3 separate regions of the Homo sapiens genome follow, and all the other regions are linked to region 3. The links are chromatin contacts, found by Hi-C or POLR2A ChIA-PET in ENCODE. All regions are on one chromosome and are shown on one strand. Each heading gives the region's core, a stretch centred on a gene start or an enhancer-like site at or near the end of the contact. The rest is flanking DNA. Distances are from core to core; before and after follow the strand shown. Region 1 holds the start of VPS39-DT (VPS39 divergent transcript). Region 2 holds the start of CTDSPL2 (CTD small phosphatase like 2). Region 3 holds the start of LCMT2 (leucine carboxyl methyltransferase 2).

Region 1 (2,739 bases), core at 165-2,664, 1.1 Mb before region 3:
AAGGACTAGAACTGCTTACTGTGGAGGTATGATTTTAAAGAGACCCAGAGCTGCTAAAGGAGGAAGGGTGCACATTAACATGAAAATTCTTCGTGAAAGAACCCTACAGAAGAAGTCATCAAGAACTCTGCAAGGATGACTCGGTGACACTGTGAACAGCTGACGCACATGGTATCAGACACCACCAAGATTCCATAAGGCCCATCATGGTTACCTATCTAGCTCAGTATAAGATCTGATTAAGGGATCTGAATCATCTTTTTATGGTCCTTGATTTCTAGGACCTAAACATTAAGAGGAAAGTTAGAAATGATTTCCTTGGTCTTTGGCGGCTGGTATCAAACCAGTCACTCACGGATAAGAGCACAATGTTCACCGTTATCCCTGAAACCTTCATTTGTATTTCAGAGCACACAAGAGATGTCTGTCCCGGCCTTCTGCACTAGTCAATCCCAAAAGGACTATGCTAGTTTTTATGGGTTAGGTTTCAAGACAGTCTGGAAACTCTTCCGCCTACAGTTAGGTAACTTGGACACTTTGGATATAAGGTAATCAACCGCTTGGCTAGATTCAAAGGTTAGCTAACTACATGAGTTCCCTACAGGAATGAGAAATGAACGAATGATCACTAAGGGGAAAAAAAAGCATATGGTGTTAACTTGTTCAATGCCCCCAAAACCAGGGTTGACTTTCATCTAGAAAACAACACAAACATCTGGACAACTTCAAGCCCCTGGCAGGCTGAGAACTTCTTACTGCTTTGACCCTCTAAAATGAAGTCTTCGTGGGAATCAAAATGGGCCAAAGCTGAGCACAACTAAAAAGGAAAGCTCATCCTCCCACTCTGCACAGAGAGCAAAAGCAAGGGGAACTCCCCTAAATGACTGGATCACTGGGATCACCCAAGTAGCCCCACAGACATCGATGTCTATAGCCGGTGGTCATCTCTCTGCCTTCTCTCATCCTAAGCCCCTCTCGTGTAGCATCCAACCGAAGCCCACACGGATGGACGCCTGTCCACTTCCCCGGCCTCAGAAAAGATCCGGACCGCTCCTGTGCTGACTCCGCCTCGGCCCCGCGGCCCCTCGGCTCACCCCAGGCAGCCAGACAGTCGATTTGCAGAGGCAGCTTTTCTAGGATCGGCACTGGCTCGAAAGCGTCGTGCATGGCGGCAAGGGGAGAGTTGCCACCGCCGTCTCGCCCAGAGTGTTCCGGGCCGGGCTGGGGTCCGGAACGAGTCTGGGCTAAGGGTAGACCGGGATCCGGCCAGGAACCCCCCGGCTACAGGCCCTTCAACAACACAGCCATCGTCAACCCCGGACTTCCTGCTAGTTAGGCCCGCCTCTTCCGCAGCCGAAGTCCCGCCCCTTCCTCCCGGTGCACTCTAAATGAATTGTTTTGTTGCTGAGTTGCCATCGTCACTCTGGACCCATAGCTACTCCATCCCGAGTAGCCATGGGCTTACCATAGAAGGAACAAACTCTTAATCTTAGAACTGCTTTAGGCAGTGGGCGTGATGGTTAAAAACTCGGCCTTTGGCGTCGACCTCAGACGGAGATCTACCAATTAGGAAATTAGCTGTGATTTAGAAAATTTAATATTTCGATGCCATACTTTCCTAATCTGCAAAATTTTTGTAAATACCTGTGACCTAGTGTCGTGAGCGCTTAGCAACACCTGACACCCACTAAGCTCTCAGTAAGTGGTAGCTTTAGTATTACCATTATATCCCAATTAGTACAAGCACCTTACCTTAATGCTTTCATGGTTGTTCTAGGCCAGTGGTTCTGAAAGTGGTTCTAGACCAGCAACAACAGCAGTAGCAGCAGCACCTGTGAACTTGTTAGAAATGCAAAGTTTCAGGCCCATTCCAGTTCTACTGAATCTGAAACTCGAAGGGAACAGCAACCTATGTTTTAATAAACCCCAAGGTGAGTCCATGCACTTAAAAGCTTGAGAACCACCATTTTAGGTTAGGGTTGTTCAGCGATAGCACTACCGGCATTTAGGACAGGATAATTTCTTGTTGGGGGAGGGGGCATGTTCTGTACAATGTAAGATGTTTAACAGCATCCCTAACTTCCACCCACCAAATGCCAGTTATCTTCCCCACAGAGGTATAAAAATGTCTCTTTTCCGTATGTCCTCTGGGAGGCAAAATTACCCTGAGAACCACCATTTGAGGCCAATGCTTTTCAAATTTAACGTGCATACAAATCACCTAGAGACATTGTTAAAATGCCTCTTTTGATTCAGTAGGACCAGAGTAAGACCCTCAGTTGAGCACCAAAAATCTCCCAGATGTTGCTGGTCCCTGGATCACATTTTGAGTAGCAAGAGTTTAGGCAAGAGATGATTCACTAACTCTTGGAAGTCAGTGAAATAAGCCTCCTTTTAATTTGATGACCACATTCCTACCAATTCAACTTTCCAAAGCTGTGTCTTACATCCTAATATTCCTTTAGGAAGGTGTCATGGCTTTTCCTCCTATAGGACCTGGGACCTGTACTGTCTGCGGTTACCTTAGTATTCCCCTTGAAGACTTAAAAAACAACAAAGTTTGGGCTGCAAGAATGATCTATATCTGGTCATTTCCCCCTAGGAAAACATCGTAGGTCAAAAAATTAAGCATTTGGGTTTAAAGCAAAAATGTAAAAGAAAAAGGGTAAGTCTGTGATATGAAGTCAAAAAAACTGGTCCTGGTCATTTTATTTTTACACAATATCAGTTTCTTCATAT
Region 2 (2,700 bases), core at 180-2,679, 1.1 Mb after region 3:
GCACTCTCATGTGTTTTACAACGCCTATCATGCCATCCTTGTATTCGCTTTATCAGTTTTTAAATTCTGTTTACTTGGGTGTCTTCTTCAATAGATTATGATCTTTGGCCGGGCGCGGTGGCTCACGCCTGTAATACCAGCACTTTGGGAGGCCGAAGCGGGCGGATCACGAGGTCAGGAGTACGAGACCAGCCTGACCAACGTGGTGAAACCCCGTCTCTACTAAAAATACAAAAATTAGCCGGTCGTGGTGGCGCGCGCCTGTAATCCCAGCTTCTCGGGGGGCTGAGGCAGAAGAATCGCTTGAACCCGGGAGGTGGAGGTTTGAGCCGAGATCGCGCCACTGCACTCCATCCTGGGCGACAGAGTGAAGACTCCGTCTCGAAAAAAAAAAAAAATCATTACCTTTGGGGAAGGCAGTATCCGTGTCTGCCTGGCTCACTGTTTTACCCGTCGCACCTAGTTATTTTTTCAATAAATATTTCTTGATTGAATAAGGAGAGTGGCTTGGAGTTTCAGTGAAAAATGTTCTTCCAAACACTAGGCTTGGTTTTCCGATACCCCACTAGAACTGGATTCTCTGGACTGATACATTTTCACTCTGTGGAGCTGACCGTCCTTTGACCTAGGGTCGCAGGTGGGAGCCCACTGGCCTGAAAGATCCGAGTTTTCAACCTGCAGAATCACCGCCAACATAGGGTTGAGTCGAAGGGCATGAATATTTATGATCCAAAAGCGACTGCTACGCCCTCTAGGCAATGAGCTGGAAAGGGAACCTTCAAGGGCCACCGAAATCCCAGGAAAGGCGCCAGATTCGCTTTCTCCCGGCCTCAGGCAGCTCTCCCTACGAACTACCTCCTCCAGCGCGCCAAGCCGTTAGTCCCGCCTTATCCCCTCAGCTCCACCTACCCAGCGCGCCCACAGTTACTAAACCCTAGCCGCCAGGGTGCACTACGCGTTCCTAAGCCCCGCCTCCGGGGCAAGGGCGCGCTCCCCCTCCCAGCTCTGCCCAAGCAGTTCCGTTAGGAGCGGGAGGAAAAACCGTCCTTCGGGTCCCCGCCTCTCCACTCCTAACGCTTTACTCCCTACTCCCCCTGCGACCACTACACAGCCGGCTACGGAGGCCCCTAATGTACAAATATCCCCCAGGCCCTTGCTCATCCTGATAGGTTTTGTCCTTTCTTAATCGACCCAGTACTAAGGCCTTGTGTTCAGTTTTTCTCCAGGATTCAGACTAGAGAGTTTCTTCCGGCGTAAGGAACTTCAACGCTCTTCACGGAAGTAAAAGTGTTTTTTTGGTTGTTGTTGCCGTTGTGGCTGCCCGCATTCCTTCCCTCCCACCTCGCGGAATTGTGGCGGGAGGGGGAGGAGGAAGTCAGGGCGCCTGCGCGGAGAGGCCGCTTTCCATCCGGGTCCCTGTCCGTGCGGTGCAGCAGGTCGGTAGGCGGGAAATGGCGACTGGCTGAAGGAGCTGGTTCTGTTGCTGCTGCGGGGTAAGCGGGAAAGACACCACACATTGCGCAGTCGGGACCATCGCCGGAGCCTGAGGACACTTCTCTGTCGTCACAGTTAGGTAATCCCCTTCGTCCAGACGCCGCCGCTGCTTCCAATCTCAGTCCTCCTCCTCTTCCAGGGCCGTCTGCCGGGATCTCCTCCCCTTCTAAACCTGGTCCTCCAGCGGCTCTGGCGCCTTGGTAGGCATGCACTCTTTGGCGCCTCGTACGTCCACTGTGCGGAGCCGCTCCTGTCTGGACTTTCCCCTGGGAACAGAAAGGGAGCTCACTTCCCGCCAGCTTCACCTCTTAGGTTGCGGCCTGCGTTGTGATTTCTGGGGTTAGATTTCACTTTGCTACCCACCCCCACTCCGATCTCAAGTTCCTAGTCCCCAACCTCTGGGTAATTAAGTTAGAAGTTTAGCTTTTTTTAACCTTTTTGGCCCACCTCATGTTTTCAGCATTTCATTCTTTGGAGTAGGGTGCTTTTAGGGGGGCGTTGCTCTTATCTCAGTTCTTATAAACACCTTTTCAGAATCTGGAAGAAGGGATTTGACTAAGTTCTGTTTATCTTTTGTACTGTTAAAATCTCGAGTTGACATTGTTACTTTTTCAAATCGGGAGTGGTAGTAAAGAACAGTCCATGTGGAAGGCGTCTGGTTTCCACAGTGGTCAGTTAAAGAGTGAACCTTATTATCCTTAATATTCTCTGCTTTCTTTGGATTTTAAATGTCTGTATGGGTGTTTACTTTTGCATTCTTGACCAGAGTTCTGTGGTAAATAATTGCATAAGTAAATCTTGTTTATTTACTTCTCACCCTAGTGGTGGCTGGATGTGTGAATGATGTTAAACACTTCAGCGTACCTTAGGGAAACCTAAAGAGATCTAAGAGCTCGTAAACTTACCTGAGATCCTGAAATGAAACGTACTCAGTAGATGTTCCTCCGAGGCAGGGATTTATCTTCCTAATGCTGGTAACGCAGTACCAAGATGAATTTCTTCAGTGGGTATACAAATTAGTGACTTGAAATGATGGATTTATCTGTGTAATTTTCAAATTGTAGATTGCTTTGTCTCCCCATTCTTCGCCCAGTTTTAAATTTTCGTTCCTGGTCCATTTTTTATTCTTAGAAAAGGGAAATGGCGTGTTAAAGCTAGTTTTACTATATTTCTTTACTTTTTCTTTCCTTTTTTTTAAATTACATT
Region 3 (2,845 bases), core at 3-2,502:
TGAAACTGGCTCACTCGGCAGTGCCGCCCCTCCTGCTCTCCAAATCCTCCTGCACTGAGAATAACGTCTGGGCTCAAGAAGACAGAGGCGTGGCCATATCTCTTCAGGTTTGGGACCTGGCCCTCGCTACTGACTACGCTGGCAGGGAATACCCCTGAAGGCGAAGCAGGATTTACGCGAGGAAATGCCTCTGAGGATGGAAACACTAGGGTGTGGGAGAGGGTGTCTCCCCTAGAAGCTGCCAGAATGAAATAATGGGCGCACTTCAGATGCCACTCCTCAAATTCGTCAAAGGGTTCAATATTTTCCACCCGCCGGCGTTCTTCTGCGGGAAGAAAGCAGTGATAGAATTCATTCATGTCCACGGCACCGCAGGCGGTCCAGCCAGCTTGAAGGAAGCGGCGCCGCTGCGCCTCCACGTCAGGAAAACGCTCCAGGCCATGCAGGGGGGAGTTTAGCTGCCGAAAATGTTGCAGCATGAACTGGCCAAAGGCGTCTTGAGGCCTCATCTGCTCATAGACCACGAAAAGGGCATTAGGAAAACGCTGGGCTGCCCAGGCGATGAGGGCCGCGGCACTCTCCGGCTCGAGGTAGGTCAGCACCGCCTCGGCCAGGAGCAGAGTGGGTGAGGCTGCGTCGAGCCCCGCGGCGCCCAGGGCCTCCTCCACTCGCTGGAGCTGCCGCAAGTCCAGACCCAGGATGCAGTAGTCTGCGCTCTCAAAGCACAGCGCGGACGCGGGCTCCCCCCTCTCGAAAGGCCCGGTTAACGCGCACAGCTCTGGCGTCTCTCCAATCCTTTCTGCTTTGCGCCGCGCCACGTCCGGAAAATCCACCTCCCAGACTGCAGCCCGGGCCAGGCGGCCCGCGGTTTTTAAGCGAAAATAGAGCGAGTCGAAGCCAGCGCCGAGAGACAAGATCTGCGCGCGAAGCGCGGCCTGGGGCGCGCCAATCTGCTCCAAAAAAGCGCGCACGCAGTGCCTCACGGCGCGTGCGCGGACGTAGTAGCCTCGGTGAATGAGCGGTGCGCGGCGCGCCGCGCCCGGAACCAGCAACGCGGCAAAGGGGTCCTGCACGTACCCGCGCGCGGCCAGGGAACGCTTGCTGAGGGCGCTGCTGTCGTTGGTGTTCTGTACCGCGCCTGCCCGACGCTCACGGCTCCGGGGGCCCATGGCCAGAAGAGACTCAGGAATGGCAGTCTGTCACGGTTGTGAGCCGCCCCTTGGTTAGCACACACCTCACGGACCTCGGTAGGGGGAAAAAAACCACCCATGCTCCTGGACTTCCCCTTCCGCCGGCACTTGTGCGTCACTTCCGGGAAGAGCGCATCTCGCCAACCAGAATTGAGGAGGGTGTAGCCAGTGCTAAGTTCGCTTGCGGCTGACCTTTCTTTGGAATGTCGTGAGTTCCATTTGTCCCAGAATACGGTCCGCTACCGCTGTGACATGAGTGTTAGGGAAGGCGGGTTGTCACGTTTCTACAAGCCTTCCAGTCAAAAGGGAAACCTTGCCTAAGTCCTTGTAGTTGAGAAATCTCTAAGAGGTGAGTCTGTGGGGACTGACGACTTGGCTTCCTTGGACCGCCAAGGAAGGGTCTGGTAGGAGCCAAGAAGGGTCGGCACCACGGACCTTCAGTAGGCAAGGATTAGTTAGCTTCCTTGGGTGCTAATAGTTGCTGATTTATTTAATGCTCTCACAGTTGCAAAAGAGAACCCCATTTAAAACTTGAAAACAAGTCACTAAGGCCAGGGTGCAAACTGAAGAAACCGACCTTTACAAATAATTTATAGACACCTAACAAGAAGACGTTTCCCCACAGATAGTAGACTGTTGATTCCCTTGTATTCCCAGCCCTATGTTAGACTGACGGTGAATAAACCACTCAGCCTCTCTTTCTCATCACACCGCCTTGGAGAATTCTGTGGATTTTAAAGTAGTGTTGAATATGTCCCCAGAAAGGGGAGTCACTGAAGAGAGGTGATTGTTCCCTGTGATATGTTCTGAGCTTTGTTTTTAAGGAGTAAATCCAGGTTAGACTTCAGAATAATCATAAAGTTTCTAAATTGGGTGTCTGGGAGTCATCCATAGGAAACCACTTCCAGAGACATTTAGGAAATTTATCATTTGTTCACTGGGATTTGGTGACTGACTGGCTGAAATAGAAAAGGAAATCAGATAACTTTATGGTTAACTACAGGTGGTACTGCATAATGGTTAAGAGTGTGAGTTTTGGAGTCCAGCAGATTTGGATACTGGAGTCAAGAAAAAGTTTCGTATTTTCCAATGTTTTCTTGTGGAACAAAATGAAATAAGAAAGAAAAGGTTTGGATCAGGATAAAGATTCGGTAATTGAAAAGTGACATTTAGATTTGGTGTTTAAAAGCTCATTAATGGCCTTAGGGAGAGCAGTTTCTGTGGAGCAATAAGGGCAGAATCCATGTTTCAGTGAATAGGAGGTGAGTTAAAGGAGGTATCCAGTCTAAATTATTATACTTTCGAGGAGCTTAACTCAGAAGGAAAAAAGGGTCAGGGCAGTGGCTAAAGAATATTGTGGGATAAAAGAGTCTTTTGTTTTGTTTTCAGGTGGAAGCAAATACTGCACATGCGTGTTGGTCCTGTGAGGGAAACCAGCTAGTGGAGAGGGAGAGGTTGAAGGAACAGAAAAATGAGAAGACAACTCACTGGTAGAGTAACTTGGAATAGATAGAAATGGGATCCTGGGCACGTATTAGTTGTGGGGATAGGAGAATGAATCCTTTATCTGTGACTCCTGATGGGGTAAAAAAAAGATTATGGATAATCATAAGCTCAGGTGTGAGGTAGGGCAGAGAGAAAAAGAAGGAATTTGC

Evidence for each region. A loop is a pair of places that touch in the nucleus more often than their neighbours do. ChIA-PET counts read pairs that join two places held with the same protein, here RNA polymerase II (POLR2A). Pooled maps may share reads with other maps.
Region 1: a loop to region 3 is called in a pooled map, with 8 times the contacts of the local background. The contact joins the promoter of VPS39-DT here to the promoter of LCMT2 in region 3. A Hi-C loop is called at or near these places in 5 of 50 pooled maps.
Region 2: a pooled map shows a loop between it and region 3 (17-fold over the local background). The contact joins the promoter of CTDSPL2 here to the promoter of LCMT2 in region 3. A Hi-C loop is called at or near these places in 1 of 37 single-sample maps with no recorded cell type and 7 of 50 pooled maps. POLR2A ChIA-PET finds 5 or more read pairs at or near these places in 1 of 52 experiments (A673).

Annotation. Positions count from the first base shown.
Region 1 is chr15:42,206,987-42,209,725 of GRCh38, forward strand. It overlaps VPS39-DT (VPS39 divergent transcript), which reads left to right and starts at 1,415. Exons shown (of 3, transcript XR_932181.3): 1 at 1,415-1,698; 2 at 1,778-1,931. It overlaps VPS39 (VPS39 subunit of HOPS complex), which reads right to left and starts at 1,318. Exons shown (of 25, transcript NM_015289.5): 1 at 1,095-1,318. The coding sequence starts at 1,167.
Region 2 is chr15:44,426,200-44,428,899 of GRCh38, forward strand. CTDSPL2 (CTD small phosphatase like 2) reads left to right here and starts at 1,430. Exons shown (of 13, transcript NM_016396.3): 1 at 1,430-1,573. LOC124903479 (a long non-coding RNA gene) reads left to right here. Exons shown (of 3, transcript XR_007064605.1): 3 at 95-118. RefSeq lists enhancers at 332-939, 594-823, 940-1,547, 1,104-1,483, 1,548-2,154.
Region 3 is chr15:43,329,321-43,332,165 of GRCh38, forward strand. LCMT2 (leucine carboxyl methyltransferase 2) reads right to left here and starts at 1,253. Exons shown (of 1, transcript NM_014793.5): 1 at 1-1,253. The coding sequence starts at 1,169. It overlaps MAPDA (N6-Methyl-AMP deaminase), which reads left to right and starts at 1,352. Exons shown (of 13, transcript NM_001324366.2): 1 at 1,352-1,539; 2 at 2,580-2,680. RefSeq lists enhancers at 1,161-2,111, 1,344-1,393.